Linked DNA regions of Homo sapiens: region 2 is linked to region 1. The links are chromatin loops, found by intact Hi-C in ENCODE. Cell type or tissue: OCI-LY7. All regions are shown on one strand. Links, peaks and the distances in the headings refer to the core of each region. The heading gives the core; the rest is flanking DNA.

Region 1 (16,444 bases), core at 4,229-12,228:
ATGACCCCTCCGCCCAGGCCCATGCTCTGAGGGTTGACGACGCTGGTGCAGACCAGAGCCGCGATGGTGGCATCCACGGGTGAGCCCTGCTGCTGGAGGATGGCTCTAGGGGACATGGCACAGAGTCGCTGTGGGGCTCCCCTCCCCCTGCCTCCCCACCAGGCTTGCTCAGCTGGCACTCATTGGAGAATGGTGACGGAGGCGGCACGTCGGCTGCCACCAAACCGCAGATTAGGTTGCAGAACACAACCAGGCTTCCCCATCAAATCCAGCTGCTCACAGGTCCACAACACACTACGGTTGCAAAGTGTGATGCCATTTACACTGACCTTTGCCATATACAAGGTGCTTCTCAGTTTGCAAAGTACTTCTGTTGCCATTGTTCCCAGCAGCACCAGCTCATATGCTACAGGCAGAACGAGGCCTCGGCCACCTCTCAGTCCCTCACAGTGGCCTCAGGAGCCCACCCTGGGACTCCACTCCCCATCTCACTGGGGACACTCTGGCCACAACTACTTCAAGGCTGGCCTTTGGCAGGTGATCCCAGGATCCTTCCCTGCCAGCAGGGCATAGGGCTTGAGCTGATGGACCCCAAAACTTCTCTTGGGACTCTGAGCCTATGGAAATTCTCTGGCCTAGGCTGGGTGTGGTGGCTCATGCCTATAATCCCTGCACTTTGGGAGGCCGAGGCGGATAGATCACTTGAGGTCAGGAGTTCAAGACCAGCTTGGCCAACATGGTGAAACCCCGTCTCTACTAAAAATACAAAAATTAGCTGAATGTGATGGCGGGCACCTGTAATCCCAGCTACGCAGGAGGCTGAGGCAGGAGAATTGCTTGAACCCAGCAGGCAGAGGTTGCAGTGAGCTGAAATCATGCCACTGCACTCCAGCCTGGGCAACAAAGCAAGACTGCCTCAAAAAAGAAAAAAAAAGAAAAGAAAAGAAAGAAAGAAAATAAATGCTCTGGCCTACCCCTCCCCATCTGTCCATGGGCAGCAAGAGGTGGGCCCTTTAGCACTGAGGGCTGGTCAGCCTGGCCTACATTATGATGATCCCTGTCCCTGGGGCACAGGCCTGCACAGCTCACTGAGGTCAACCTCTTCCCTAACACCCAGGAATCCTTCCTCCCCAGCACCTCAAGAAGCCAGCTTTTTTTTTTTTTTTTTTTTTTTTTTGAGACAGAGTTTCAATCTTCTTGCCCAGGCTGGAGTGCAATGACACTATCTTGGCTCATTGCAACCTCGCCTCCCGGATTCAAGCGATTCTCCTGCTTCAGCCTGCCGAGTAGCTGGGATTACAGGCATGCACCACCACGCCTGACTAATTTTGTATTTTTAGTAGAGACGAGGTTTCTCCATGTTGGTCAGGCTGGTCTCAAACTCCCGACATCAGATGATCTGCTCACCTCGGCCTCCCAAAGTGCTGGGATTACAGGCGTGAGCCACTGTGCCCGGCCAGAAGCCAGCATTTAAGCCCCAGTTGCAGATGGGGAAACCAAGGCCCAAAGAGGGAATGGACCTGGGTCCCTGCACCCACCCCGTGGGACCTCTGGCCCTAGCACCCTCCTTTGGCTCAGGTGTCTGTCCTGACCTAGCATGTCCATCTGGACACAAACCCACCCCAGCTCCTGAGCCACATGTCCCTCTCTGGGCCCACACGTGGCACACATGGGCACCACAGGGACACATGTAATCTTGGAACAGGAAAGAGAGCACAAAGCCAGAAAATGAAATAAACAAGTCAGGCATAAACACTAATTTTTATAAGAATAAAACACCATAAACAAAGCCAAATGACAAACTGGGGGAAAAAACACTTTAAACTCCCATCCCAGACAAAGGCCTCACTTCCTAACTAAATGGAGTGCACCCTTGCTTCCCCAACCTGTCTGCTTCCAGCCTAGTCAGTTGTCTTGGCTTCCAGGGCAAAATGGGGTAAATGGTTACAGATGGGGAAACCAAAGCCCCAAGAGGGAATGGGCCAGGTCCCTGCACCCACCTCGCCCACCCTGCCAGGCTTTGGTTTTCGTCCCACCTCCCTGGTCTCCTGATGTTGGGGGCCCCAGGCTTGGTCCATGGTCCTTGTGCATCTATATCTTCTCCCTGGGTGAGTCCATCCAGGCTCATGGCATGAGATGCAACCTGTGTGATGGTAACTCCCCGACTTTAACTCCGCCAGTCCTCTCCCTACACTCGAGACACTTATACCCAGCTATGCACAAGGTACCCACTCTGGGTGTCTAAGAAACATTTCAAACATACCATGACCTAAACTGTACTTTTGATTTTCCTTCCAACCGTCCCTGCGAAATGGCTCCTCTCCTAGTCCTCGTTGTCTTAGAAATTGACACAACCACTCCCCCTTTTGCTCAGCGCCTACACCCTGGAGCCATCCTGGATTGGTCACTTTCTTCCTTCCCCACATCCAACCCACCAGTGACTCTGGATGCAGGTTCTACCTCCATCTCCACCACACTGGTCCAAGCCACCAACCTCTCTCAGCTGGGTTATTGCAATGGCCTCCTACCCAGGCCCCAGCGTTGGCCTTGCTCCCTTACATTTTAAAAAAATAATCTGTTAAGGCCGGGCGCGGTGGCTCATGCCTGTAATCCCAGCACTTTGGGAGGCCCAGGCAGGCAGATCATGAGGTCAGGAGATTGAGACCATCCTGGCTAACACGGTGAAACCCCATCTCTATTAAAAATACAAAAAATTAGCTGGGCATGGTGGCGGGTGCCTGTAGTCCCAGCTACTCAGGAGGCTGAGGCAGGAGAATGGTGTGAACCTGGAAGTCGGAGCTTGCAGTGAGCCAAGGTTGTACCACTGCACTCCAGCCTGGGCAACGGAGAGAGACTCCATCTCAAAAAAAAAAAAAAAATCTGTTAAACGTAAATCAGACTTCCTGGTAATGGGAGACTGTAATTCAGACCACACTTCCCTCAGAGAACTAGAAAAGCCCAGCAAATAGAAAACATGTGCTTAAAGGCATAGGAGGCAGAGAAGTACAGGGCTGGAGACAGGCAAGGCCAGCATTCCCCTCAAGGTGACGGCCAATCCTGAAGAGGAGGCTGAGAAATAGATCAGGGATTCTTTTTTTCTTTTCTCTCTTTTTTTTTTTTTTTTTGCTTTTTATTTTTCTGAGACAGGGTCACCATTACTTTTAATGGCAAAAACCGCAATTACTTTTGTACCAACCTAATATATTGCTCTGGCTGGTCTCAAATTCTTGGCCTGAAGCAATCCTCCTGCCTCAGTCTCCTGAGTAGCTGGGACTATAGGCGTGAGCCACCACACCTGGTCTAGAGCAGTGCTGTTGACCTACTCATGTGCTGAGGGAGGGGATGCCATAATGCCCCACACGTGGGGTGCAGGTTTCTTACTCTAGGAGTCAACTAGAAATAGAGCAGCCCTCAGGAGCACTGGATCCAGCTTCAAATCATCTCAGTCACTCAAATGCATAAAGGAGATCCCAGAATTTCAGATCCCTAGGCCTCAAATTATTTTATATTTATTTATTTATTTATTTGAGACAGCATCTCACTCTGTTGTCCAGGCTGGAGTGCAGTGCCTCGATCTCGGCTCACTGCAACCTTCACCTCCTGGGTTCAAGCAATTCTCCTGTCTCAGCCTCCCAAGTAGCTGGGATTACAGCCACCAGCCATCACGCAGAGCTAATTTTTGTATTTTCAGTAGAGACAGGGTTTCACTGTGTTGGCCAGGCTGGTCTTGTACTCCTGACCTCGTGATCTGCCTGCCTTGGCCTCCCAAAGTGCTGGGATTACAAGCGTGAGCCACCGCACCCGGCCTCTAACAATTTTTATACATACTCTCCAGTGCCAAATTAAAAACAACCAAGCAAACAAGGAAATAAGACAGCAGGAACAAAGCTCATGAGAAAGCACAGACAACTTTTAAAAAGGTCCATAGGATCTCCAGATTATGAAATTGGCAGACCATGTACTTTAAAATAAGTACTTTGTATCTATATTCAAGGATATAAAGAAATAAGAATTTTATCAAAGAACTGTCATCTATTAAAAATGGAGGCTGGGAGTGGTGGCTCACGCCTGTAATCCCATCACTTTGGAAGGCCAAGGTGGGTAGGTCACCTGAGGTCAGGAGTTCGAGACCAGCCTGGCCAACGTGGTTAAAACCCCATCTCTACCAAAAATACAAAAATTAGCCAGGTGTGGTTGTGGGCACCTGTAATCCCATCTACTTGGGAGGCTGAGGCACAAGAAACATTTGAACCCAGCAGGTGGAGGTTGCAGGAAGCCGAGATCTTCCCACCACACCCCAGCCTGGGGGACAGAGTGAGGCTCCGTCTCAAAAAAAAAAAAAAAAAAAGGCCAGGCGCGGTGACTCACGCCTGTAATCTCAGCACTTTGGGAGGCCAAGGCAGGCAAATTGCTTGAGGTCAGGAGTTTGAGACCAGTCTGGCGAATATGGTGAAACTCTGTCTCTACTACAAATACAAAAAAATTAGCAGGGCATGGTGTCATGCGCCTGTTGTAATCCCAGCTACTTGGGAGACTGAGGCAGGGGAACTGCTTGAACCAGGGAGGTGGAGGTTGCAGTGAGCAGATATCGTGCCATTGCACTTCAGCCTGGGCGACACAGTGAGACCCCATCTCAAAAAAAAAAAATACAAAAATTAGCCAGGCGTGGTGGCTCATGCCTGGAATCCCAGCTACTCAGGTGGCTGAGACAGGAGAATCACTTGAACCCGGGAGGCAGAAGTTGCAGTGAGCTGAGATCACGCCACTATACTCCAGCCTGGGCGACAGAGCAAGACACCGTCTCAAAAAAAAAAAAAAAGTGAAAGTGGAATATATATATATGTGTGTGTATATATATGGAATATATATATATATATATAATATATATTATATATTTATATATATATAATATATTATATATATATATATATATTTATATATATATATTATATATATTATATATATAATATATATAATATATATTATATATTTTATATATATATATATTATATATATTATATATATAATATATATTATATAATATATATATATATATATAATATATATATAGCCCATGACACAGTCCTCAGGAGATCCTTGACCATGTGCCCAAAGATATTTTTTCCCAAAGATATTTTTATAAATAAAAATAAAGGGTGGCCAGGCGTGGTGGCTCACGCCTGTAATCCCAGCACTTTGGGAGGCCGAGGCGGGTGTATCATGAGGTTAGGAGATCGAGACCATCCTGGCTAACACAGTGAAACCCGTCTCTACTAAAAAATACAAAAAATTAGCCAGGCGTGGTGGCGGGTGACTGTAGTCCCAGCTACTCGGGAGGCTGAAGCAGGAGAATGGCGTGAACCCAGGAGGCAGAGCTTGCAGTGAGCCGAGATTGTGCCACTGCACTCCAGCCTGGGCGACAGAGCGAGACTCTGTCTCAAAAAAAAAAGGGTAACAGAAGAGGTAAACGTGTGGGTAAATCTAAATGAACGTTATTGGTATAAAATTATAGTAGTATAGAAAATGATATCTTGTGGGGCTTAAAATAAAACATACTGAAATATGTATGGGTAAAGTTATATATCTGGGATTTGCACTGAAATAATGTAGGGTAGAGGGAAGCAGGAAAGAGTATACATGAAATGAGCTTGGCCATAAGATTGTTGTTGAAATTGAATGGATACTCGGGGCTTCATTACACAATTCTCTTTACTCTTACATAGCTCTACACTCTCAACATAAATAAGAATAAAAACACAAAAAACACACAGATACATCTATGCACACACATATATTTAAAATACACAAAAATATTAGCATATAAGTCACTGGGGGTAAATTTAGTTCCTGTTCCAAGGTTCTTCTACTGACTAGGAAGAGGATAGAAGTACTAACTCATAGGCTGGGCGTGGTGGCTCACGCCTGTAATCCCAACACTTTAGGACGCCGAGGTAAGCAGATCTCTTAAGGTGAGGAGTTCAAGACCAGCCTGGCCAACATGGTGAAACCCTGTCTCTACTAAAAAAGAATACAAAAATTAGCCGGGCATAGTGGTGCACACCAGTGGTCCCAGCTACTCAGGAGACTGAGACAGGAGAATTGCTTGAACCCAAGAGGTGGAGGTTGCAGTGAACCAAGATTGCTCCACTGCACTCCAGCCTGGGCAGCAGAGCAAGACTCCCTCTATCTCAAGAAAAAACAAATAAACAAAAAAAAGTACTAGCTCATGTTAGACTTTGATAAGTGAAGGATGCATGTTGTAAGCTCTAAAATAATCTACTGTCATCTTTTAAAATAACCCCAAGACTGCACAGTTAGGAAACTAATAGAGAAAAAGGAAATTGAATAATAAAAATAATAAATGCAAAACAAGATGTGAAAGGAGATAAGAAGAAACAGAATAGGCATGGAAAACAAGTTGGTGGTGGGTTTCAACCCAAATAAATCATCACCTACTTTTAAAAGGACAATCAATAAAAATTAAAGTAATTGGAAATAAAGTAAAACCCAATGCCTTTTATGTAAGGATACAGAAAGGTGGAAAATAATGAAAAATATATCATGCATGCACTAACCAAGAAAGCTGTATAACTTTTTTTTTTTTTTTGAGATAGAGCCTCACTCTGTCTCCCAGGCCGGAGTGCAGCGACGTGATCTTGGCTCACAGCAATCTCTCCCTTCTAGCATCATGCGATTCTCCCCGCTCAGCCTCCCAAGTAGCTGGGACTACAAGTGTGCCAACTTAGAATTATATTAGCCACACCCAGCTAATTTTTGTACTTTTTGTCTCACCATGTTGCCCAGGCTGGTCTTGAACTCCTGGGCTTCAGCGACCCACTCACCTTGACCTCCCAAAGTGCCAATTACAGGCATGAGCCACCATGCCCAGCATAACTATTTTTAATGAAGTAGACTTTAAGAAGAAAAGTATTATTAGAGATAAGAGACACATCATGGAAAAGAAGAAATTACTAGGAGACGGGTGCAGTAGTTCATGCCTGTAATCCCAGCACTTTGGGAGGCCAAAGCGGGCAGATCACCTGAGGTCGGGAGTTTGAGACCAGCCTGACCCACATGGAGAAACCCTGTCTCTACCAAAAATACAAAATTAGCCAGGTGTGGTGGCGCATGCCTGTAATCCCAGCTACTCAGGAGGCTGAGGCAGGAGAATCGCTTGAACCCAGGAGGTGGAGGTTGCGGTGAGCCAAGATCGTGCTATTGTACTCCAGCCTGTGCAACAAGAACAAAACTCCATCTCAAAAAAAAAAAAAAAAAAAAACACGAGGTTACTAGCTAGTTTCAGTATTACTTAACATCCAGGAAACTGGATATAGAAGTTTTTTTAGAGAAACTAAACCAATAGGTTATACATAGAGATTTATTTAGGAATTGGCTCACATGATTTTGGGGACTGGCAAGTTTAAAATCTGTAGGGCAAGCCAGCAGGCTATAAATTCAGGTAAGAGTTGATCTCGAAGTCTGGAACCTAACATCTGTAGAGCAGTCAGCAGGCCAGAAACTCAGGCAGGGTTTGTGTGTTATAGTGTTGAAGCAGAATTCCTGCTTCTCTGGGAAACCTCAGTTTTTGTTCTTACGGCCTTCAACTGATTGGAGGTGGCCCACCCATATTATGGTGGGTAATCTGTTTTACCTAAAGTCAACTGACTGTCAGTGTTAATCACATCTATGAAATAACCTCCCAGCAAGATATTGACAAGTATTTGACCAAACAACGGGGCACCAGAGCTTAGCCAAGTTGACACATAAATTAACCATCAGGAACGAGTAGAATATCCAAAAAACAACATACTAGGGGTATTATATCTTATATAGCTATTATAATTATATAAAACATATAATTATAGAATGAAGATATTAAGATAACCATTAGAACAAAAATATAAACTTTTCTTTCTTTCTTTTTTTTTTTTTCCTGAGACCAAGTCTTGCTCTGTCACCCAGGCTGGAGTGCAGTGGTGCAATCTTGGCTTACTGCAACCTTTGCCTCCTGGGTTCAAGTGATTCTCCTGTCTCAGCCTCCCAAGTAGCTGGGATTACAGGCACCCGCTACCATGCCCAGCTAATTTTTGTATTTTTAGTAGAGACGTGGTTTCACCATGTTGCCCAGGCTGGTCTCCAACTCCTGACCTTAAATGATCCACCCGCCTCAGCCTCCCAAAGTGCTGGGATCACAGGTGTGAGCCACCACACCCAGCCAAAAATCACCTTTTTTACAAGGATCAAAACAGTCATTATGCTGGAGATAACAGACCTCACTGTCACCATGCTCCTTTTGTATGTCTACTAGGCACGGTGCTGGGTCCACACTCACAGAAAGCTTAGGAGCTTGCACCCAGGGGCTCCGGCTGTAGCAGAATCCCAAGAATAAAACCTAGTGCTGAAAGAGTAGGAGATGGGGCTGGGTGCCGTGACTCACTCCTGTAATCCCAGCACTTTGGGAGGCGGAGGTGGGCAAAGCACGAGGTCTAGAGTTGGAGACCATCCTGGCTAACATGGTGAAACCCCATCTCTACTAAAAATACAAAAATTAGCTGGGCGTGGTGGCTAGCACCTGTAGTCCCAGCTACTCAGGAGGCTGAGGCAGGAGAATCATTTGAACCAAGGAGGCAGAGGTTGCAGCGAGCCGAGATCATGCCACTGCACTCCAGCCTGGTGACAGAGCGAAACAGCATCTCAAAAACAAAACAGAAAAAAGAGCAGGAGACTGGACTCTGGGAGGGCCTCCTGGTGAGAGGTGAGCACAGAGGGGAGAGATGATGGAGTCAGGAGCATGGGCTTCTGGTGGCCCCAGCAGACCCTGTGGCAGTGTGGCCAGGGGCCTCTGCAAGGAGGGATCTTGGCCAGGATGACGCTGCAGCAGGCCTCTTCCTGAGGCCCCCCAGCCAGTCCGGCCAGGGTCCCAGTGTCCAATGACCCCTGTTCCGCAGCAGCAGCTGGGGCCAGCCCCAGGCTCTCTTCCACTCCCAGCTTCTTAAGACAGGAAGTGGAGAGAGTTGTTTGACAAAACACTGGGGCAAACCACATCCTCTCTCTTCAAGGGACAGTTTGAGGGGATGCCAGCAGAGGGAGCTTTAGAGTAGAGACCCCTACCCAACCAGTGACCGTCACGCACACAGCAGGGCACGCTATGGAGACCCCCAGACAGTCACTCAGGGAGACCCAGCAGGTCCAGACTCCACCTAGAAATTTGTGGCAGCAGGTCCCCACTCCCAAAGGCCACATGCCCACGGGTGGTCTCTGGTGCCTGAGACTCCAGTCTCATTTGCATCTTTGCAACTTCGAGTTTAAGTGGGTGTCGCATCCTGAATGTCCTCCTGAGCAGAGGAGGGGCACAGCCTGGGGTGGCGGCTGGCGTCAATCCCTCAAATCCCCTGAGAGCCACTGGGGAGACTAAGCAGTCCCCAGCCCCGACTTGTCCCTGAGCTGCCATTCTCAGCCCTGTGGGAGGAGACAGAAAGACCTGAAGAGAAACCAAAGGACCAGGTCAGGAGGGGCGGGGGGTGGCATGAGAAATCAGGGCAGGGAAGGATGGACAGATGGGGGAATGGAGGGAAGAAGGAATGAATGAAAAGGTGAATGAATGAACAGAGAGAGAGAGCAGCCACTCCTCCCTTGCTTTAATTTACAAAGCACTGGGATCCTCCCAACAGCCTGCAAGACAGAACTTCTGGGAAGCAGACCAGGTGGCTGGCAGGGAGGGGAGGCTTGCCCTGGCTTTTGTGGGCCCAGTGGGAGGCAGGGAGCAGGAAGGGGCATCCTGTATGTGTCCTCTGCAGCAGCAGCAGCGGAGGCCTCCCTTGGGCTGGGCTTCCTGGAAGAGGGTCAGGAAACACCCGCTGTGGCCCCTCTCCACCACGCCCTCATCCAGGACACCAAGTATCAGTCACTCAGCTCACGAGACCCAGGCCCTGACTCAGGGAGAGAGGATGTGAGGGGTGGGGCACCGGGCTCCTCAGGACTGAGAGACCCGAGATGTGGCCCCAGGCTGGGTGTTGGGGCAGACTGGCTATGGCAGCATTGTGTGTACCCCAGCAGGCCAGTACCCACGCAGGGAGCCTCCAAACCCCTTCACCCATGACCCTGGGAGAAGACCGCAGCCTTGGAGAATTGGCCTCACTGAAGGGGCCTGCACCGGCCAGCAGGGTCAGGCGGGGCCAGACAGGTTCCCACCTGGGATATGCAAATGGGCCTCCTGAATCCTGGAGCCAGGCGTGGACTCACACACCACCATTGTCCCCAAGTCCCCATCTGCCCCACGAGCACACCCTGCCACCTGTTCTGTGCAAGGGCCCTGAGGCTGCCTCCTTGCGCCCAAGACCTGCAGGTGCTGAAGCCCACACACACACGGCTCCTGCTTCCTGGGCCAGTGCACGTGCACACACACACACACACACACCCACCCACACATACACATACCCACACACAATCACACACATTCACACACACCCACACTCCCCACACTCACACTCACATACACTCACACACACCCACACATGCATGCAATCACACATACCCAGACACTCACACACACACCCACACATACATTCACTCACACACACACACACACACACGCCTTCTCCAGGAGGGGCTGGCTGCCAAGGGCCACCCAGCTTCCTCCCACGTCTCACTCACCGTCCAATATCCGAGCAGACCTTGGAGTCGGCGGCAACAGCAGCGTGGGCAAAGGCCTGGGGGCCACATGGGGCCTGGTGTCGAGAGAGGACCACAGCCAGCACAATGACAGCCAGCGCCAGCCCCAGACCCAGCAGGACTAGGCTGACCGTGGCCCCGTAGCCCCGGGCCATGGCTCTGCAGCCCAGGAGGAGAGGGGCGGCTGGTGGGCAGACGGAGGGACGGATGGGTGGGCAGATGAATGGACAAGAAGATGCACAGAGTCACAGGTAATTGGACAGATGGACAAACAGGTGGGGGCTGAAGACAGACACGAAGATGGATCGACAGATAGGCCAGATAGCTAGACAAAGAGGACAGTAAGAGAAAGATGGTCAGATAGACAATGGGACAGAGATGGGCTTACAGATGGGCGGACAGACAGACAGGTCTGAACAGCGGGCTGCCAGATGGACAGATGGGTGAATGGACAGATGGCTGGCAGCTGTGGCGAGCTGCTGCCCTCACCAAGTGCACACTACGGAGTGGCCAAACTCACGCCTCAACTTCTGGTTTTCAGCTCCTGCTTGTTGCTGGCAGGAGGCCAGGCAGCAAAGCGTCTGAGGGGAGTTTTCCTTGCCTAGAGGAGTCAGCTGCTGTGTTAACTCCCTCACTGCTAGTAGGTCCAAAGGCCCCACCTACCGCCCGCCAGAGCCCAGGGTCACACTGTCGCAATGTGCAGGAGAACTTGGTGCCTGCTGCACTGCGGTTGCCAGGTAGGGGCAGGGCTCCCTGGAACCTCCACACCATTCCCCGGGTTCCCGGCAGCTCTGGGAAAGCAGAGCTGGGGCCGCTCAACTCTCTCCCCTGGATCCGGCAAGGCTGCCCCCCTCCCAGAGTGGAGCCCTGCTCCCCAGCTCCCATCTCTATCCCCTAACCCTCTCCTCATGGCCCAGCCTAGTCAGCATCAAGGTGGAGCTGAACAGAGGCAGAGGGAGGGGGACACAAGGTGGTGTCACTTAAAACTTGGGTTCAAGTCCTTATGCTTCTGCAGCCTGGCCTGGGTCCCACAACTCCCCAGGGTGGCCAAGGGCTTCCCAGTCTGCACAGAGGACAGGGGGACTTGACAGCATCAAATGCTGGTGACTACAAGACGCCCATGTGGGGAATGCAGACAGACCATGCCTCTAGCCCTTGGCATCCGGGACCATTTGTCCAGGACTTGCTGTCCTGGAAATGCAGCATGGACCTCCAGGGAGGGAGGCTGTGTGGAGGCCACGCCCTGCCTGTAGCTCTTTCCCACCCTAGCTGCGGGTCTGCTTCCCTGAATCCAAATCCGCTATTACTGTGCTGGCAGCGCAGCCTCTCTAGGGACACTGGCCTGGCTCTGTTCTCCCCAGGCCTCAGGGTGCCTAAATGGGAGGCAGCCAGGAGAGTGAGGACCCACTGAGGGGCTCTGTTGACCAGGCTCAGCAGGGGTGCAGGTGATGTGGGCTGGACTTCTTCCCACGTGGCCCCCACAGTCCTCCCCGCTTCCTCCCCAGCTGAACACTGCCTGCTCCAGATGTCTACACCTGGAAGCCGGGCCCCCCCATCTGGGCAGCAGAGAAACTGAGGCACAGAGACAGACTGTGTCCTTACAGGCCACACAGCCTGCCAGGCCCCTATGTCCAGCCAGAGCCCCTGGTCAGCCTGGACTGGAATGATTGTTTAGAGGCAGGCTGTTCCCACGGCTGCCTCTCGCGGTGGGGGGCCTGTGGATGCCTCCTCCCGCCCCCACCCGACTCCCAAGCCTCAGTGACATTGCTCAACCAGGAGCTGAAGTGCATTCCTGGGCTTAGGCCAGCCCACCCACCCACCCGCTGCAGTCCTGGAAGCTCAGAGGCCTGGGCAGCAGGAACAGTGGAGACAGCAGCGTGGGGGACGTCCCCCCTCCTCTCCCCACCATCCTGGTCAGGCAGAGGCCAGGGTGCAGGGACCGCCTGAGCAAAGGCCCAGGGAAAGGAATGGGTGTCATTCTGGTCCTGACCCGAGGCACAGCCAGGAAGGTCCCTGAATGTCCTTCCTCAGGAAATGATGGGGGAAGGGGCGATGAGAATGAAGGAGAGGATTTAAGTCCCTCACCCCCCGAGGTAGTCCTGGGCTGAGCCCCACGGGACCTGGAGAACCAGGGTGTACCCCACCAGCGTGTCGGGTCCAGGAAGCCTCGTGGCCAGCTCCCACTTCTCTTCCTGCTGTGCAACCCAGAGCAAGGCCTGCCCCTCCAGCTTCAGTCTTCTCCCCTGCAAATGGGGCCACGGCCTTTCCTCTCAGGCCGAAATAAGGATTGAGGCCGGGTGCAGTGGCTCACCCCTGTAATCCTAGCACTTTGGGAGACTGAGATGGGGGGACTGCTTGAAGTCAGGAGTTTAAGTCCAGCCTGGTCAACATAGTGAGACCCCATCTCTATTTGTTTAAATAATTTTTTAAATTAAATAAATAAAATAAGGATTGAGGAGTGACTCGTACATCACTCAACTGGGAGCCCCAGAGACACAGCCCTCCAGGGCTCAGAACCGGTGGTACTCTACTCTGCAGGCACAAAACCCTGTTTGTGGGCCCTTTGGTATCACCAGGTTTTCGGGGCTCCTGAAGGATAGCCCCGACCTGGCCTCACCTGGGCCCTGGCCAGAGTGCCCCTGGTGATATCCAGAGTGCCCCTGGTGCTGGGCTGTGACCACCACCCCTCACCAGCCTATCTCCACCAGCCTTTCCCAGAATCCTGCCCCAGGTGTTGGAACTGTGCCTGGAGGAGGGAGCAGGCCCCGAGGGAGGCCTGGAGGGGCTGCTGATGGTGAAGGCTGCTGTGTCTAGTTGTTCCCTTCCAAACCCACTCCCTCTGGGCTGCATCCCCGGCTGGTCCAAGCCCTGATCCCTGGGATCTGGGGACCTCTTCCAGTTTGCTGTTCCCTGAGAACCAGGCCTCCCTCTGGAGAGGATCACAAGCTTGGGTTTCACTCTGGGCTTAAACTTGGAAACCCCCCAGGGGCTTGGCTCTGACTGAGATGTTTTCCTCCAGCCTCTTGCCCAATCCCCACTCCTCAGACCTCAGCTTCACCTCCCATGTCCTCGGCAGGGTGAGCTGGACGCCTACGGGTCTGAGAAGGCACCCGGGTTCCCGGCATCAGCTGGCCACTCTCTGCCTAAGAAAGGGCCGGGGTCGCTGCACCCTCTGGTGGCTGGTCCTAGGTGGTGTTGCTGCCCAGCCCAGGGAAGGGAGGGCCTGGCCCCAAGTCTGAGGGATCAGGGTGGGAAGGGGCAGGGCTTGGCATGGACCTTCCCCTGGCCCCCAGCCACGTGCCTGGCTTTCCCCATGCTGAAGATGCTGAGGCTAGTTCCAGCGACCGCAGCGTGAAGATCTCCGAATCCCGCCTCTCCAGTGCCTCATTTATTGTGCTGCTCTGCTGCTCACAGGGGAAGCCGGTCCCCCAGAGTCCCCTTCCTGGTCCTAGTGAGTATCTTGTCCCTAGATTGCTTGTCAGCCTTGTCCGCCTGGAGCACTCAGTAGCCAGCAGGCTCCCCGCCTTTCCTGGAGTCCGAGGCAGCTGCCCAGCCACCAGCCGTGTGGACGATGGCTTGCACCACAGCGATGAAAGTGGATGCGATCTGGGTGTGATGGTGCCGGGTCTCCAGGGCTGCAGTCACTGCCTGGGGGTGGGAGGAGAGGGGAAGCCTGAGCAAGGCTCCAGATGCCACCTGAACCACATCTGTGTGGTCACAGGCCTCAGCCCAGGTGGTGCCATTTCGGGCCAGGTCATCAGGAAGAGCAGGTTGGGGCCTGCTGGGTCTCACTGGAGCAGGGGGTTTGGCCTTCATGTCACAGGGGCTCCAGATGGCCCAGGCACTAGAGAGAGGACACCAACCATTGTCCACTCTGTGATGATCCAGGCCTCCAGCCCAGGATGCCCTGGGGCCCCACACCGTGACTCAGTTTCTCCAACCCCCGGCCCACCTGGTCAATGTTTCTCTCCACTGTCGTGACGTTGGGCAGAAGCTGGTTGTGCAGCCGGGGCTCCTCCACGGCCCGCTTCACGTCATAGCCGAACCAGAGGTTGTAGATGATGGCCTGGGGCATGGGAGTGTGATCAGCGTGGCTTGGGGGCTGTGCAGGGTGGGCACGGCCAGGGAGAAAAGCTGTGACACATATCAGTGCAGTGGCTGTGGTGATCTGTGTGCCCCCAGCAGCTCCCACAACCATCCGGACCTGGCCGTCCTGGCCCACCATGATCGTCGGGCACATGGACGAGAGCGGCTGCTTCCCTATGGCCGATGGGAGAAGACAGGGATGCCCGTCAGCTGCCTGCCCAGGACACCCGCCCCTCTCCACCCCAGTCCCCCACCCCCGGACCTCCACCCCATACCTGGCTGGATGAAATTGGCAGGTGAGGGGGCACCCCAAACTCGTTGGTGATGTTGGGAGAGCTGAAGTCGTCCATTTCATCATTGAACAGGATCCCGCTGACCGGGGAGCGGACCTTGGAGCCAAAGCTACCGCCCAGCCAGGTCAGACAGTGCCCGACCTTGCCTGGCCCAGCCTGGTCCCTATCCACCCACTGAGGCTCAAACATACTCACTGAGAGGCCCAGGATAAGCTACCAAGGTTGGGCCTCAGTTTCCCACCAGGAAAAGAGGTGACGGAGCCACCTTACTGGATAAGTGGGCAGTCCCTGGGCCACCCGCCCCTGGCCCTTTCCCACCCAGGCGGCCCAGCAGCCCCTACTAGAGGTTGATGGTGCTGGTGGTGGACACAGCACTGCCGTCTTCTGCGACGACAGACAGGTGAGCAGTGCCCCCATCAACTGGCGTGTAGAACTCGGGCTTGTAGTAGGAGATCGGGTGAGTGGTGTCGTCAGAGATCTGGGCCCGGAGCTGGGCAGCGAAGAACTCAGAGGTCATGTTGCGGACCACCTGCCGAGACCCCAGAGCTGGCCTGAGGAGGTGGGGAGGGAGGGTGGGGAGGGGGCACAGGTCTCAAAAGGCCCCTGACTGTGGCTCTGATCACAACCCTCTGGCACCCACAACCTTCCGTGGCTCCCCAGGACCCAAGGGCAGGCCCAGGATCTTGCAAGACCAGTCTGACTCCCTGTCTCTGTCGCGTTCCAGCAACTCTGAATGTCTGTCTGCCTGGTCCTCAGCCTCCAGACCCTTGCTGCATTCAATCACTCATTCCTTCATGCAAAAAATATTTCTAGAGTTTGCACTGCATGCCTGGCACTGGGGAATCAACAGGGAACAGACACTTAGGTCCTGCCCTCATGCCAAGAAAAACAAACACACACAGGGAAAGTGCTGAAACCACAAGCCAGGTAAGGGGAATCAAGAGGCATGAGGTATGGGCAGAGTGGTCAGGGAGGGCTTCTCAGAGGAGGCAACGTGTGAAAAGAGCCTGGAATGTGGCCTAAATGGTCAGTGCAAAGGCCCTGAGGCAGGTGGTATAGGCTGGTGAGCGATAGGCAAAGAGTGAATGGAGTGGGGTGGGGAGAAGAGGATGAAGATGCAGGCTGGGGCCCATCCCACAAGACCTCCTAGGTCCCATAACAACTGGCTTTTGCTCTGTGCCATGCAGGCTTAGGGCAGAGGAATGAGCAGGCTGGGGAGTGTTTTCACAGGGTCCCTCTGGCAGCTATGACGGGGATAAGGATAAAGCCCAAAGGGGAGGCTGTGGGTATCAACCAGGCAAGAGATGATGGCCTGGGTGGGAGAAAGAGAAGAATCAAGGATGGTGCCGACTAGCGAGGTAAACCCTGCAGAAAGGGCAGGTTTGGGGATGGTC
Region 2 (16,444 bases), core at 4,273-12,272, 260 kb before region 1:
TGGTCAGTGTGGCAAAATCACTTGAATTGTACATTACAAATATGACTGAAGTTGTGGTCGAGCAATGTGGCTCACACCTGTAATCTCAGCACTTTGGGAGGCTAAGAAGGGAGGATTGCTTGAGCCCAGGAGTTAAAGATCAGGCTAGGCAACATAGCAAGATTCTCTTCTTTATTTTCTACAAAAAAAAAAAAAAAAAGAAGAAATCTGGGTGCTGTGGTGTGTGCCTGTAGTCCTAGCTACCTGGGCGGCTGAGGCAGGAGGATTGCTTGAGCGCAGGAGATCTAGGCTGCAGGGAGCTATGACTGTGCCACTGCACTCCACCCTAGATGACAGAGTGAGACCCAGGCTCCCCCCTCCCCCACAAAAAAGAAAGAAAAAATTTGCAAGTTTATATGTACAATTTCAACTACGTGTATAAAATTCTCTATAAGTGTGCATACTTAAAGGAGCCTCCACTGAAAGGCCGACAGAGTCTCTGTCTGTCATGATCTTGTCCTATTAGCAGTTTGTTTATTAGATGACTCAGATATCAGAAGGTCTGAGACACACGACAGGTAAATATGACAGTCCTAAGGGGAGAGGGCAGGGACAGGTGGCAAGTCTGGGACCAGGTGTGGGGCATGGACAAGCCAGTGGTCCGGGAGTGGGGTGTAGAGAAGACTGTGGTCAAGGTTATGAGGAGGCATGGGAGAGGGCCAGGAAATAACCAGGGACTTCCCTTCCTGCAAGGAGGTTCATGAACCAGCCCTGCACCCCACTTGTGGAACACAACATCGCCCCACAGTGAGGAGAGAGACCGAGGAGACCAAGGCTGATCCTGATTCAGACATCTTTCCACCAGGTCACCCCTCATCGATGATACATGCTCAGTCCGGGGGTATCCCCCGCAAGGAAACACTGGGGCTGAGGAGCCCAGAGAGGTCGCCTGACCTGGACTGGGGCTGGGGAGGTCAGGGAAGTCTCCCTGGAGAAGAGACAGGGTGCCAAATGCCAAAAGACCAGGAAGGGCACCAGGCGAAGATGAGGAGGGAACAGCATGAGCGGAGGCCAAGAGGCCAAGGTGGGAGCCCAGAGAGGGGTTAGGAGTGTGCAGGCAGAAGGGGCCACCTGGAGGAGTGGGAGCAAGGCCTTGAATGCAAAGTTCAATGACTTGTACTTTAGCTTCTGGGCAGTGAGGAACCATACAAAGTTCCACACAGAAGGTCAGGGTCAAGTAAGCGTTTGCCCAAGCTCTTTTCAGAGGTCACATGGAAGCTAGAATGGAATGGGGTAGGAGACAAAAGGAATGCAGGCATGATATCTGGAGGAACTGTGGACCAGAGCCTTTGCAGATATGTCTTCTCTTCAACCAAGGAGACGGACAGCTCCATGTCTTTATTCTACCAACACAGCATCCCCTCAGTGGCTCAGCAAGTGTGGGACACGCACTCACAGCAAGAAAAGCTGCATTAAGGTCTTCAGATTCTCTTTAACAGCAGGTTCTACTGGAGGCAGGTCCTTGGCCTTCAGGACAGCTGGGAGGGCCTCCTGGAAGAAGTCCTCCCGCACTGCAGCCTCCACGTGTTGGGCACCATGCTGCCACCGTGGGTCTGCTTTCAAAGACTCAGCAGCCAGCACTGATGGGCTAGGGGAAGACAGAGTCAGCGGAGGGGCTGGGCATAGCCAAGTGTAAGGCAGCATGACCTGCTTTAGGGGTTCTCTGATTGGATTTTCCCTCCTCCACCATGTGTGTGATGGGCTAGGATGTCCCCCTCCCTGGGGACACTTGGAAGCCTCTTAATATAGCTGCGGTGAGGGGTTTGTAAAGCCCCATTTTATAGATGAGGACACTGAGGCTCAGAAGGAGAAGTGACTCACACAGGGTCCCACAGCCAGAAAAGACAACATGAGCTGGGATGTCAGCTCCCTTCCCGGATACACCACTGCCCAGCGGGCCACCGCACCCCATGGCACTCTCATGCCTCAGCTCCGTGATTGCCACCAAGCCAGCCACAGAGATACGGGGCCCAGTAAGGAAGGCCTGGTCCCGCAGGAACTTGTCCTCGAGCAGCTGCAGGCATCCGTCCAGCTCAGCCAAAGTGGCCGCCAACATCTCGGGTGGCACTGACTCGCCCAGGAACACAGGGATTATTATCTGGTGGGCCGACAGGCAGAGAGAGGGGTCAGGGTCTGCCCAAAGCCCATCCTGGTTCCCACCATCATCCTATCATCACCAGTCCTTGGGATTTCTGCTCACCTCTGCTCACTTCTTTCCACTCATAGCCACCAGTAGCTCTCATCTCCTACTCAAACAGGGACAGCCTCCCCCTTCTCCCTGGGTCCTCACACAAGGCAACCAGTGGGATCCTTCTGTAATCTCAATCTGCCCGTACCCTCTCTTGCATAAAGCCTTCCATGGCTCCCCACTGCCCTCATGAGAAAGGCCTCAACACAAAGCCAGCCTTCTCCAGTGCGGTAGCCATCCCCTCCCCACTTTTCACCTCACCTCCTACTACCCCCCACTTATCAAACGGGAATGTGTGTATGAATCCTCCCTGGAATCTGGTTACAGTTTATGCTCCCAATCAGTAAGGTCAGAGTGGGGCCTGAGCCTCTGCATTTCCAACAAGCTCCCTGGTGATGCTGATACTCCCAGTCCATTGACCACACTTTGGATAGGAAGAGTCTACACTTGCTCTACTCAACTTCTCTCCATTCTGTCCTCAAACACACCACGCTTCCTTCCCCACCAGCTGGAGGGGGCTCTGCTCCCAGGCCCCAGAGGTCAAGGCAGACACAGTTAAGGTGTGGAAACCTCCTTATTGCCCGATGGATCCTCCAGAGAGGCGGTCCCTTACTTTCAGCAGGGCGCGTGTCTACCTGTTTCATGCTGTCTCACACACAGGGTGCCACCCCTGTGCTGGGCACTGGGTAAGTGCTCTGTACATATTAATTAGGAGTACTCATTTCAAAAATATGTGTGCCTTTGATAAATAAAAACAGTATGTGCATGTTGTGTTGGTGTGTGCTTCCTTGATTATTACTGAAGTTAAACATGTTTTCATCCATGTATTGACCATTTCTCTTTGTCCTTCAATGAAACCTCTGCTGATTTCCTTCGCTCATTTTTTTCCTGTGTCTTCGTCTGATGAGTTTCTCTTCTTTTTGTTTGTTCGTTTGTTTGTTTTGAGACAGTCTCGCTCAGTGGCCCGGCTGGAGTGCAGTGGTATGATCTCAGCTCACTGAAACCTCTGCCTCCAAGGTTCAAGTGATTCTCCTGTCTCAGCCTCCCGAGTGTGCCACCGCACCCAGCTAATTTTTGTATTTTTAGTAGAGACGGGGCTTCACCGTGTTGCCCAGGCTGGTCTCAAACTCCTGACCTCAACTGATCCGCCCATCTCTGCCTCCCAAAGTACAGGGATTACAGGCGTGAACCACCACACCCTACCTGTCTGATGGGTTTCTAAGAACATCTTAAAGGACATTACTTCCTTCTGACGTATCTTTTACCGAGATCCTTCCCAGTTTTTTGCTTAAGGTTAATCCATTTTTTCCTCCACAAAGTAACCTTGTATATGTATTGGTTTTTTCTTTGTTGAGTTCTCCCACTGTTCTGAGGCTTAGAAAGTCCTTTCATACCCAGACATCAGAGAAACAGATCCCGTGAGAGTAACTGGGATTGCAGGTGTGGGCCAGCATGCCCTGTTATCACTCCCTTTCTCTGAGTCAGCTTTTCTCTCTCAGTCTCGTCTACTCCTCGAACTCAGGAAATGTCACTACAGGTGGCCCCAGCTCCCGTTTACCTCCCCATAGGGAGCTCCTCTCTCCAGTTCCAGTTTCAAAACTCCCAAGGAAGCATTCTGGTTCACTCGCTTGGGCCACTGGCCAGAGGGATGGGATACTCTGAAAGATTCAGCTAGAGTCCCGGGCCCAGCCCTGGACCATCACTGTGCCCCCTGGTGAGATGCCAGGGCTGGGATTCAGGGAGAAGAAAGGAGGTTCCCGGACAGTCATTCCTGCCTCCCGCGGCTGCGGGCTCCCTGCCCCCATCCTGTGCACGAAGTGGGAGCTCCCGCTGTCTGGCAGCTCCCGCTGTCTGGCAGCAGCTGCTCTGCAGGGGACAGTCTGGACGGCAGAAAGTTCATCCTTAACCCCAGCCTTCCAGTCAAGGTTCCCACCAGTTTGGGACACCTGCAAGTGTCACATCCCACTGGGTGAAACTCTAAGATCCCTTTTAGGGGATCCCATTCGCTCCCTCCCTTCCGCCACCATGCAGCGCCGAGAAACAGAGCTCTGAACGAACCCTCAGATGTCCGTGCGCTGGGGCCTTTCCAGGACGGCGGCGCCCAGTCGTTTCTGGGTCAGGGCGACGCCTGGAACTGGGCAGGGTCCCTGGCACCGGGATCCCGAAAAGCAGACCTGCTTCTCCCTGTCCAGCCGGTTCCCCTTCCCCTTGCAGTCGGCCCCCTGCATCCGCGTCCTCCCTGCCAGTCGAGGGTCCCCAGCTCCAACTCCACCCTCCCAGCTGTGCGTTCATAGCGACCGCCCTCCCTGTAGGGACGCACGGATCTGGTGGTGGAGTCTTGGCCGGCAGGACTGGACAGGAACCGAAGGGGCGAGGCGGGTCCGGGGGTGGTGCGCTCCAATTGGGTGCTGTCCCCAGGGGGTGGGGCCTGATCCCCTATTTCCCGGCGCGCCGGGATCCTGCCACAGCTGCTGCCCACACCGCGCTCAGCGCCTTCACTGCCATCCCCGCTGTCCTTGCCGCCCCCGCCATGGGCCTAGAGCTGTTTCTTGACCTGGTGTCCCAGCCCAGCCGCGCCGTCTACATCTTCGCCAAGAAGAATGGCATCCCCTTAGAGCTGCGCACCGTGGATTTGGTCAAAGGTGGGCCCAGCCCGTTTCCCCGCGTGTCCACAAACCCAGTGCACCCCCAGGCCCCCGCCCTGCTCTGCCCTGAGCGTCTCGCCGCCCGCACAGCCCCCTCACCTCCTCCTGCAGCGTCTGCCACCAGAGAATGCTGTGGACTGAGTGGCCTTGAAGGGATCACAGCCTCTCTGAACCTTAGCTTGCCTTCTGAAAAGGAGGATAATGTTACCTTCTGCTCTGTAGGGATGGAAAGAAAATACTGAATGGAGTTGACAGAGTTCTTGCGTGGAATGCACGCATATAAATTCACAAAGCCCAGAAGACCTCGGGAAGAAGGACATACTGTTGTGAGAATTAAGAGATGGGAAGAGATGAGCCACCCCAGTTTGCCTCCCCTCCCCTGGCCCACCAGAGTCCGGCTAGAAAACTTCTCTTTATCCACCTGCTGCACCTGGCCCCACCCACCAAAACCCCCCAGCTGCCCCGGAATGTGGCAGGGCAGGGAGGCCCAGCCAGGGAGTGAGGCTGATCCAGGCCTCTAGTCCCAGACCTTGCTGTTTCTCAGGGCTGTGGGGCTCCGCTTGGGGAGGAGGAGGGAGGGTGTAGAGGTGCAGCGTTTTTACTCTGAAGACCTTTTCTGACTTCTTCTTCTTCAGGGCAGCACAAGAGCAAGGAGTTCTTGCAGATCAACAGCCTGGGGAAACTGCCGACGCTCAAGGATGGTGATTTCATCTTGACCGAAAGATGCCCTCCTTCCCTCACCCCTCACCGCATCCGGAGCCCATGTGACCTTGGCTCTCCCCACTGGCCCCGGGCCCCAATGGCCCTCCCATACCCCATGGGGCAGCGAGGGAGGGGAAAGGCGAGGGATCTGGCCGGGCGCGGTGGCTCACGCCTGTCATCCCGGCACTTCGGGAGGCCAAGGCGGGCGGATCACGAGGTCAGGAGACCGAGACCATCCTGGCTAACACCGTGAAACACCGTCTCTACTAAAAATGGAAAAAAAAATTAACCGGGCGTGGTGGCGGGCGTCTGTAGTCCCAGCTACTCTGGAGGCTGAGGCAGGAGAATGGTGTGAACCCAGGAGGCGGAGCTTGCAGTGTGCTGAGATCGCGCCACTGCACTCCAGCCTGGGCGACAGAGCTAGACTCCGTCTCAAAAAGGCCGGGCGCGGTGGTTTACGCCTGTAATCCCAGCACTTTGGGAGGCCGAGGTGGGCGGATCACGAGGTCAGGAGATCGAGACCATCCTGGCTAACACGGTGAAACCCTGTCTCTACTAAAAATACAAAACATTAGCAGGGCGTGGTGGCGGCCGCCTGTAGTCCCAGCTACTGGGGAGGCTGAGGCAGGAGAATGGCGTGAACTCAGGAGGCGGAGCTTGCAATGAGCAGAGGTCGCGCCACTGCACTCCAGCCTGGGTGACAGAGGGAGCCCACTCCAGCCTGGGCGACAGAGGGAGACTCCGTCTCAAAAAAAAAGGAAAGAAAGAAAGGAGAGGTATCTGGGGAGAAGGTACAGCTTGGGGTGTGTCCGGGATGAGCAGGGGCTGACAGAACATGTCCCCCCACCTCTCATCTTCAGCCTTTTCTGAGCCGCAGGGCCTCTCCACTCCCAGACTGAAGGGTATTAGAAGAGAAGACAAGGGAACATTTTTCCACTGTTGCGCATTTGTTCAACAAATGCTAGCTGAAAAGAGCCTCTAGTGACTTGTCGCAGACTACCCAATCTACCCAGGCCGGGCCTAGAGGCCAATGCCATGGCCCAAGGGCACAGCTCATGGTGAGGTCCAGCTGCTGGGCAGGAAAAGGACAAGAGGTCAGGTGGCTGCAGAGGTGATGGCTGGGGGCCTGTCAGACGGGGGCCAAAGACATTCCTCCCCTCGTGATCCCTGACCCAAGCGCGTGGACATGCAAGGGACTCCACGGAGCATCCACTGTGTGCCAGCCCCATGCAGGGTTCCAGGGGTCCAGGGAGCCTATTCTGAGCTGCACCGCCTCGGACAAGTCACTTGACCATTCTGACCTTGAGTTTTCTCTTGTGCTAAAAGGCTAACAGGAGTGTCTACCTCACAGGGCGGCTGCTGGCATATCACAGAGATGAGGTTCTCAAAATGCAAAGCAGAAGGTCCAGCCAAGAGTCGGTGCCCAAGGCAACAAAGACAGGAGGAGACTCGTAGGAGGAGGGGGTGGTGTTGGGGAGCTGGAGATGGAGGGCGAGGCTGGAGGGCAGTCCTTCAAATGCAGAGAAGCCCCCGGGCCCCACTGGCAGATGGGAGCAGTTAGGGGTAAATGCCTGGTGCCAGTGTCCTTATAGCCACTGCCCATTTGTTCCCAGCTCGGCCATCCTGATTTACCTGAGCTGTAAGTACCAGACGCCGGACCACTGGTATCCATCTGACCTGCAGGCTCGTGCCCGTGTTCATGAGTACCTGGGCTGGCATGCCGACTGCATCCGTGGCACCTTTGGTATACCCCTGTGGGTCCAGGTGAGGAGAGCCATCTGGAGAGTGATTGGCCATCAGGGAGTAGTTGGCAGTAGGCCGGGGCCATAGACTGACCCACTCTCTGCCCCCATCAGATGTTGGGGCCACTCATTGGGGTCCAGGTGCCCGAGGAGAAGGTGGAACGCAACAGGACTGCCATGGACCAGGCCCTGCAATGGCTGGAGGACAAGTTCCTGGGGGACAGGCCCTTCCTCGCTGGCCAGCAGGTGACACTGGCTGATCTCATGGCCCTGGAGGAGCTGATGCAGGTGTGAGCTCAGCCTGTGGGCAGTGTCCCTCTTCGTGTCACACCCATGAGGCAGACAGAAACACTGAGGCCTGGAGAAAGCCAGAACTTTGCCCAGAATCATAGAGCAAGTCTCTGGATGATCTGGGGCCAGAACCCTGAACTTCTGCCTCCTGCCTGGGTGTGGGGTCTCACCCTGGCTGCTCTTGGGCTCTAAGGCTGAACATACTGCCTGGGCCCCTGTGGTCCATTCACTTAGGGGCTGGGGAATGGACCATGTCTCTGATACTTCTGCCCATGGTTCCAGCATTCGGGTCGGCAGTGACAACTGGGAAAGTTGTATGCCCACAACTTTTTCATCCTTGTCCCTACAGCCGGTGGCTCTCGGCTATGAACTGTTTGAGGGACGGCCACGACTGGCAGCATGGCGTGGATGAGTGGAGGCTTTCCTGGGTGCTGAGCTATGCCAGGAGGCCCACAGCATCATCTTGAGCATCCTGGAACAGGCGGCCAAGAAAACCCTCCCAACACCCTCACCAGAGGCCTATCAGGCTATGCTGCTTCGAATCGCCAGGATCCCCTGAAGGGTCTGGGATGGGGGCCAGGAGATTAGCAACAAGGATTCATTCTGTTACTTACTTGCCCCTTTTTATCTTTCCCTCTTGCCCCAGTCCCTTCTCTCCAGCTTCATGTGAAGCTCTGCACAGACAAGACACTCAGTGTCCTTGGCAGTGCTGCTACTCCTCAGGTGCAGCATACATAACCAGTAAGAGACTAAATCTGCAATATATAAAGAGCTCCTACAAATCAGTAACATGAAGAACACTCAAAAATTGGCAAATGTCATCAGTGTTTTAAACAGAATAAAGATTCCAAACACTTTGAATAGAGAACCAAGAGTTATTGGTTTTACTACATTGTTGTGTTATACATATGGAGTAAAAGTATGTGCTAGTAATCCTCATCATGGTTAATAACAAAGTAACCTCACAATAACGAGTCAACATAATTGTATCACCAGGGCAACAAAATGTTAAGTAAGTAACCAATTCGAATTGCAAACTGTTAAAGGATATAGGCGATGTTTCACAGGGCATAGCAACGGTCTTTGAAGTCTAGGAAACTTAAAAGATTTCTTTTAACAAGCATTCATGTCTTCTAGGACAGTTTTGTAATAACTGCAAATAGTAAGATTATACATTGTCACACAGACCTCCATGTATATCCATGGGATGGACCCCACCACAATGATTTTAACGGAGAGAACTTGATATAAAGAATTGGTAACCAGGCATTAGAGAACTCCGAAGACAGAGAGAATCCAGATTAACACGGAGGTAAACACTGCAAGAAGCTACCACCCCTAGGGCTGGGGGATCAAGGGAGGAATTAGGAAGACCAAGATGCTGGAGGGGCCCTGAAGAATTCAAACCTCCAAGAAAGGTGTTGCTCATCCCCCCTAGCATCACCTTCCAAGAAGGGCAGGTTTCCCCAGTTTGCCCTGAGGTCTTCACAGGAGGCCATGTGGCTGTGGATGCAGTTCTCAAATGTGACAGTAGATGTCACTGCTGACCAATAAACAGGATGTTCCAGACACACACTGCGCTACCTGCCCACATGTCTTGTGGCTTTGGGGCCTATTTCCCATGCCTGACCTGTGCCCACCATGTGCCACTCTATTGGGGGACCTGCCCCAATAATCACGTAGATTGTTTCCTATTTTTCCTAAGTGTCGGCCGGCTTGAGAAATAAAGGGACAGAGTACAAAAGAGAGAAATTGTAAAGCTGTGCATCCGGGGGAGACGTCACACGTTGGTAGGATCTGTGATGCCCCACAAGCCACAAAAACCAGCAAGTTTTTATTAGGGATTTTCAAAAGGGGAGGGAGTGTGCAAATAGGTGTGAGTGACAGACATCAAGTACTTAACAGGGTAATAGAATATCACAAGGCAAGTGGAGGCAGGGCGAGATCACAGGATCACAGGACCGAGGCAAAATTAAAATTGCTAATGAAGTTTCGGGCACCATTGTCATTGATAACATCTTATCAGGAGACAGGGTTTTGAGACCAACCGGTCTCACCAAAATTTATTAGGCGGGAATTTCCTCTTCCTAATAAGCCTGGGAGCACTATGGGAGACTGGAGTCTATCTCACCTCTGCAGTCTCGACCATAAGAGAGAGGCCACGCCCGGGGGGCTGTTTATAAGCCGATACCTCCAGGTGCGTATTCTCTTTCTCAGGGACATTCCATGCTGAGAAAAAGAATTCAGCGATATTTCTCCCATTTGCTTTTGAAAGAAGAGAAATATGGCTGTGTTCTGCCCGGCTCACCGGTGGTCAGAGTTTAAGGTTATCTCTCTTATTCCCTGAACAATTGCTGTTATCCTCTTCTTTTTTCAAGGTGCTCAGATTTCATATTGCTCAAACACACATCCTGTACAATTTGTGCAGTTAATGCAATTATTAAAGGGTCCTGAGGCGACATACATCTTCCTCAGCTGACAGGATTAAGAGATTAAAGACAGGTATAGGAAATCATAAGGGTGTTGATTGGGGAAGTGATAAGTGTCCATGAAATCTTTACAATTTATGTTTAGAGATTGCAGTAAAGACAGGCATAAGAAACTATAATAGTATTAATTTGGGGAACTAATAAATGTCCATAAAATCTTCACACTCCACGTTCTTCTGTCATGGCTTCAGCCGGTCCCTCTGTTTGGGGTCACTGACTTCCTGTAACACCACTCCTAGCCGGAAGTATTCCAAGTAACCATTGCAACTGTCCTGCCTTAAGGGTGCCTGGTGATGGCTTCTGTCTTAGGTCCCATTCTGGCTCTCTCTTCCAGTGATTTCTCATACTTTGGGGGACACTCTGGCCTGCTTTCCTGGGCCTTTTCCATTACCACCCCCTCTCCCCATCAGGCACTGGGGATGGCGGCCACAGCCTATGCCTTCTTGATCCATGCTGGCTGCCTTGGGATTGTTCCTTATTGGATGGTTTTGCTTTCAACAGACACTCCAATAAAGTACACGAAATAAAGAATAAAGTTAAACAGTCAGTCCCCGTGCTGTGTAGGTGGCAGTAAGTCTGGGAGAGCGACCTCAGCTGAACTAACCATGCTGTGCATCATTGTCAAGCGGGACCAGCAGGATCCTTAGGTCACCTGGCAGGAGGAGGGGCAGGGAAGGGTCCCTAGAAGTGATCTTGAGTTGCACTTAGTGCTCTTGGCAGAGGGAAGGGCTTGGGCTAGTGCTGGAGGCATGAAGATGGGGTGTGTTCAGGGCTCTCCAGCAGTCCAGGCATGGGAAGGGGACGCTGAGGGCCAAAGGCTAAGGTGACACTGGGAAGGGAACCATAGCAAGGTGAGGAATGGCTTTCGGCCATGTGACTGAATTGCCTGTGTGTGGTGCGTGTGTACGTGTGTGAATGTCAGTGAACTGTGTGTGTGAACGTGAGTGAATTGTGTAACTTTGTTTATGTGTGGGTGTATATGTGTGTGATGTGTGTGAACTGTGTGTATGTGGGTGTATATGTGTGTGATGTGAGTGAACTGTGTGTATGTGGGTGTATATGTGTGTGGTGTGAGTGAACTGTGTGTAAGTAGGTGTATATGTGTGTGAATTTGAATGGTGTGTAAATGTGACTGAGCAGTGTGAATTTGTGTATGTGGGTGTATGTGTGTGAGTGAACTGTGTGATTTTGTTGGTGTGAATTGTGTGCCTGTGTGTGTGAGGTGTGTGTGTGTGTGTGACTGAACTGTGTGATGACTTTGTATTAATGTCAGTGAATGGTGTGGTTGTGTATGTGGGTGTATATGTGTGTGTATGTATGTGAATTGTGTGTGGGGTTGGTGTGTATGTGTGTCAATGTGAGTGAGTTGTGTGACTGTTGAATATGAGTGAATTATGTGATTGTGTGGGTGTATATGTGTGTACAGGAGTTAACTGTGTGACTGTGTGTAAATGTTATGATTGTGTGTGTGGGTGTATATGTGTGAATGTGATACATCGTGTGACTGTGGGTGGACGTGGGTGGATGTGTGTGTGAGTGTGCGTGGCTGTGTGTCGAACAGTGTGTGAGTGTAAGTGTGCAGGTGGTAGCTGTGGAATTAAGGCACATTAGGGGAATCCTTCCTTGGCTCTGGTCCTTGGTTTCCCTCCTATGAAACAAGTTGGGTGAATTAGGCAGTCTCTGGCATTCCAGGATTTGGTCTCAGGTCTAAACAGGATTTTGTAAAGTGAAAGCAGCATCCCTTGGGCATCCCGGGAGGTGTCCCTGCCCTCCATGGCTCACCTTCTGCCACATGGCCCAGCAGCAGCTACTCTGCAGGGCCATGTGCTGCCATGACAGGTACTGATCCCCATGGGCGCGGGCCTGCAGGTCCTGGAGGTACCAGTGGTCAGGTGCTTTGTACATGCAGCTCATATAGAGCAAGCTAGCCACACTGGGGGGACATGGCAGGGGCAGAAGACATGCCCTGAACACTCTTCAGCCATTTTCTGGGGCATTTTCACTATCCCCATGATGCAGAGGAGGGATGTGAGGCTCAGAGAGGTTAGGTAACTGCCCAGGGTCACACAGCCCTACACGGGGCCAGATTATCATCTCAACTAATGGCAGCAAGGAAGAAACAAAATGTCATGAACTTCAGCAGGGGCTCAGGGAAGGCTTCCAGGAGGAAGGGGCACCCAGTGTGAGTCTGAAGAATGAGAGCAAGTTGGGTATCTCCCCAACATATCCAAAGCATGGACAGGGCCAGGAGCAAGGCCAGCAGGGAGAGAGCCTTCCAGGTGACATGGCAGCATTGCTCCCCACCCCGTCCCATCTCCTGTTCACCTATGGTGAAGGGTTGTGCAGTCTGACCCCCAGAGCTCATCATGCCTCTATGGGTGTTGGACCATCCAGTGATCCCAGGCTCTGAATGTGAATCCAGCTCCACCAAGGAGGCACTATGTGGCCTCGGTAAAGGACGCCACCATGCGGCCACCAACCTGGAGGCTGGTTTTGGCTTTCATTTTTCCCACCCACCTCCAACCCTTCAGCACACCCTGCAGTTAGAGTTTCAAGAAAAGTCAGAACCGACCATCACCCCACCAACCCTGCACCACCACCACCTTGGTCTGGGGCTCCAGCGCTGCATGCCAGATGACTGCAGTGGCTTTCTCACCCCTGCCAGGGGGATCCTTTATGACGTAAGTCAGATCACAGTTCTCTGCTCAAAATACTCCAGCGACTCAATCCCCCTGCGGTAAGAGCCAAAGCCTTCCCAGTGTCCCATGCTCCCCTCTGTCGTGACCTCCTGCTCTTCCTGCTCACTACACCCACCCTGGCCCGTTGCTCTCCAGTCTGAACCCCATGCATTGTCCCACCTGGAGCCTTCGCCATCACTCTTCCCTCCAGCCAGAACACCCTTCTCCTCATGCCTTGCACATTCCTACAGCTCTCTGCTCAGATGCCACTTCCTCCAGGGAGTCTTCCCTCAACATCCTACTCACACACCCCCAATCTTACCCTGTTTATTTTTTCCATGGCATCCATCAACATCCGATATGTTCCATGTTTACATGGGTTACTGTCAGCTCCCCCTTCTATTAATGGAATGTGAGATCCATGAGGAGAAGGACGTAGACACGTTCACTGCTCAAGCCCCAGGGCTTAAATGGGGTCTGGCCCTGGTGGATGTTTAGCAAATAGCCACTGAAGCTCGCTGAGTGGTCCCTCGACTCTCCAGGGAAACAGCACTTGCCCCACAGGATTTGTGGGCAAAATGGTAGCACTAAGATGCCTGGTACAGCCGCTCCTCGAAACTTAGCACTCTCCTTTTTTCGGAGGGGAAGGCTGGCGGTGAGGAGGCCCGGAAGCAGACTGGGCCCTCTGGCCTTGTGCAAGTCCCTCCCCTCCTCCAGCCTCAGTTTCCTCACTTGTACAATGCAGGAGGGGACTTCTATAACCCTTGTCAACACTGGGTACCACTGCCTGCCTCCACCCATTCTTCACCCTGGGGCTGGTGCAGGGCCCACAGTCCATGATCCAAGCCATCAACAGTGAACAGACAGCCGACTGGCCCCACAAGGCCCGGCAGCAGCCCACGGACCGGTTACCTCTCAGCCAAGGTGAAGTCCCCATCCTTCAAGGCCCGGCACCTTCCTCAGGGGGTTCACCTGGGCAAAGGCATCGCTGTGCTGCTGGCCTGCAGGAGAGATCAGAGAGGTGAGTGGGGATAACCCAGAGTTCTCTGAGGTCTCTGCCCACCCCCACCCCAAAATCCCAGCAGCAGCTTTCTGAGGCCCCTATCTGGGAGGCATCAGGGAAGAGGAAGCCTCTCTGCTAGTCACTGGGTCACAGACCTTGACCCCATCAGAGGGCCATCTTTCCTGTGTCCAGCTCCTTGAAGCATGGCTCAAGGACAATTCCCTGGAGCTGTAATTCACACCCCACCCCCAGCCAGTTCCATCCATAGGTCAGACCCCTCCAGCCTCCTCCCTGGGCTCTAGGCTTGCCCCCTCTGATTCAGCTTCCTATCCCAGCTGGGGACTTAGGCCCTACTGGCCAGGCTGGGTGACCTGTCAATACCCCAGAGTCCCAGCCAAACATGTTCCCAACCCTCAGACCAACCTCATTCTTGCTGGGAATCCCTGCCCCATTCAGCCACTCAGCCCCCGGTGGCTCAGCTCTTCTTCCTTTCTTATGCCAAACTCTCAAGGCTCCCTCCCCACTGGGGGTTCCCAGGTCTGACTCACTTTAGCATTCTAGGCCAGTGCTAGAGGCCGCATTAGGTGCCTGGTGTTTGGATCAGAGGACCTCAGTCAAGCCAGGCTCCAGTCTGATCATAGGCCTACATGTGGGCCTCTTTGCCCTTCTACTGAATGGACATGCACACCCCTGCCCATTCTCCCTCCACAGACTGCTTCTGTGTCCAGCCCCTGTTCTGTAGCAGGTGACTCAAGCTGGTTGTACCAAGGGCAGCAGTTGGGAAGAGTCAGCTGAGCAGGGTCCTCCCTCTGGCCTGCCCAGGGGGCTCTGGCTCTGCTCTCTGCCCTACTGCTTAGTTATAGCCCTGCCTCCTCCACTGAATTGTGCTCCAGCTGCATCTCTGTATGCCAGCCAGACCAGCAAACGCTGGAGCTCAGGGTGAGGGTGCTGGCCTCCCCCACTGCCCTGCCACAGGGCCCTCCAGCCTCTAGCCTCTAGGAGTAGCCCCTTCAGCTGGGTGAGAAGCCCCATGGGATAGAGCAAGTCAGATGCAGGAAAAAGAAAAGGCAGAAGAATGCCAAGAAATACATAAAAGTGGAAGAGACCCAGGGCCAGACATGGTGGTGCATGTCTGTGATCTCAACACTTTAGAAGGAGGAGGCAGGAGGATCACTTGAGCTCAGGAGCTCAAGGTCAGCCTGGTCTACATGGCAAAATCACGCGTCTACACACACCAAAAAAAAAAAAAAAAAAAGTAGCTGGGCACGGGGACGTGCCTGTAGTCCCAACTATTCTACTTAGGAGGAGTAAGTTGGGAGGATCACTTGATCCTGAGAGGTCAAGGCTGCAGTGAGCCGGGATCATGCCACTGCCCTCTAGCCTGGGCTGCAGATTGAGACACTGTAATAAATAAATAAATAAATAAATAAATAAATAAACAAACAAACAATAAAAAAGTGGAAGAGACACAGGCAGGGGTAGACAGGGACTATTTTACTTAGGAAACAACGAGGCAGTTTGTTTTTTCCAAGCACATGGGGTGAAGATATTCTTGCCCCACTCCATTTCCCTACCCTCGTTCTGTGCCTGCTGTGCCCTCTCTAAACCTGTATTTTGAAGAATGTTTTGTATTCACAAGCAAAGATCAAGCCTCTATTAAAATAGACAACCAGTGGGGCATGGCGGCTCATGCCTGTAATCCCAACACTTTGGGAGGCCAAGGCAAGAGGATCACTTGAGCCCAGGAGTTCTAGGCCAGCCTCGGAAACACAGCAAGACCTCCTCTCAATAATAATAATAATAATAATAAATTGGCCAGGCATGTCGGTGGGCACCTGTAGTCCCAGCTACTTGAGGGGCTGAGGCGGGAGGATCGCTTAAGCCTGGAAGGTCAAGGCTGCAGTGAGCCATGATTGTGCCACTGCACTCCAGCCTGAGTGACAGAGTTAGATGCTGTCTCCAAAAAGTAAAAATAATAACATAGATAATTATGTAATAGTTTCCACACCGGAGAGTCTGATTCTTCGTGTTAGTCTGCATTCTTGGCCCGACTGCAAAGCAGCGGGGACAGGCAGGGATTCGTGGCCAATATCCCCTGGGCCTGCCTGCCCAGCCCAGCTTTGGTCAGCTCCACTGTGCGAAGCTCGAAGGGGATGCCATTCTTGGCGAAGATGTAGACTGAACGGCAGGGCTGGGACAGCAGACCCATGGCGGGGGCAATGGGGTGGGGCGTCGGAGGGCAGACCTAAACCCAGGGGACGGGCCCTGGGGACAAACCCGGGGACAGGCCCGGGAACAGGAACTGCGGGCAGGAATGGCTGGTTGGGGGCGGCGGACAGGAACGGCTGGGGGTAGGTGAGGGATGGGCAGGAACTGCTGGGTCACCGAGCCTGCAGCGGTGCACCTCACCAGGAGCCCCGAGTCCGGCCACGCCCTCTTCACTCATCCCTTGGCTCCTAGAACTTTGGGTCAATCAGTGGCGTGTCTGCTCTCTCACCACCCCTTTCTGGGAATCTAGGCTGCAGGTATATTTCCCACTAAAAGGGAAGAGGAGAGGCTGGGCGCGGTGGCTCACGCCTGTAATCCCAGCACTTTGGGAGACCGAGGGGGGTGGATCACGAGGTCAGGAGATCGAGACCATACTGGCTAAAACGGTGAAACCCGTCT

Evidence for each region. Peaks named below come from ENCODE experiments on the same cell type or tissue, not always from the same donor. Only the 100,000 strongest peaks of a DNase experiment are listed, where the experiment ranks them.
Region 2: it touches region 1 in a loop (7-fold over the local background); 9 of 110 quality-filtered maps call a loop at or near these places.

The regions. Positions count from the first base shown.
Region 1 is chr22:24,233,900-24,250,343 of GRCh38, forward strand. It overlaps GGT5 (gamma-glutamyltransferase 5), which reads right to left and starts at 11,183. Exons shown (of 12, transcript NM_004121.5): 1 at 10,654-11,183; 2 at 1-105. The coding sequence starts at 10,826. It also overlaps the pseudogene GGTLC4P. RefSeq lists enhancers at 9,480-9,529, 9,964-10,519, 10,520-11,075, 12,188-12,743, 13,886-14,874 and silencers at 13,682-13,976, 13,717-13,786. In OCI-LY7, for the core only: a CTCF peak has its summit at 9,088 (motif pointing right); DNase peaks (open chromatin) are centred at 9,032, 9,382 and 10,312; H3K4me3 peaks cover 1,282 bases; H3K27ac peaks cover 1,381 bases.
Region 2 is chr22:23,975,441-23,991,884 of GRCh38, forward strand. It overlaps a transcript of DDT not described here, the pseudogene GSTT2 and a transcript of GSTT4 not described here. Among named protein-coding and RNA genes, the nearest start is that of DDT, 9.2 kb to the left of the region's middle. In OCI-LY7, for the core only: a CTCF peak has its summit at 9,144 (motif pointing right); a DNase peak (open chromatin) is centred at 9,151.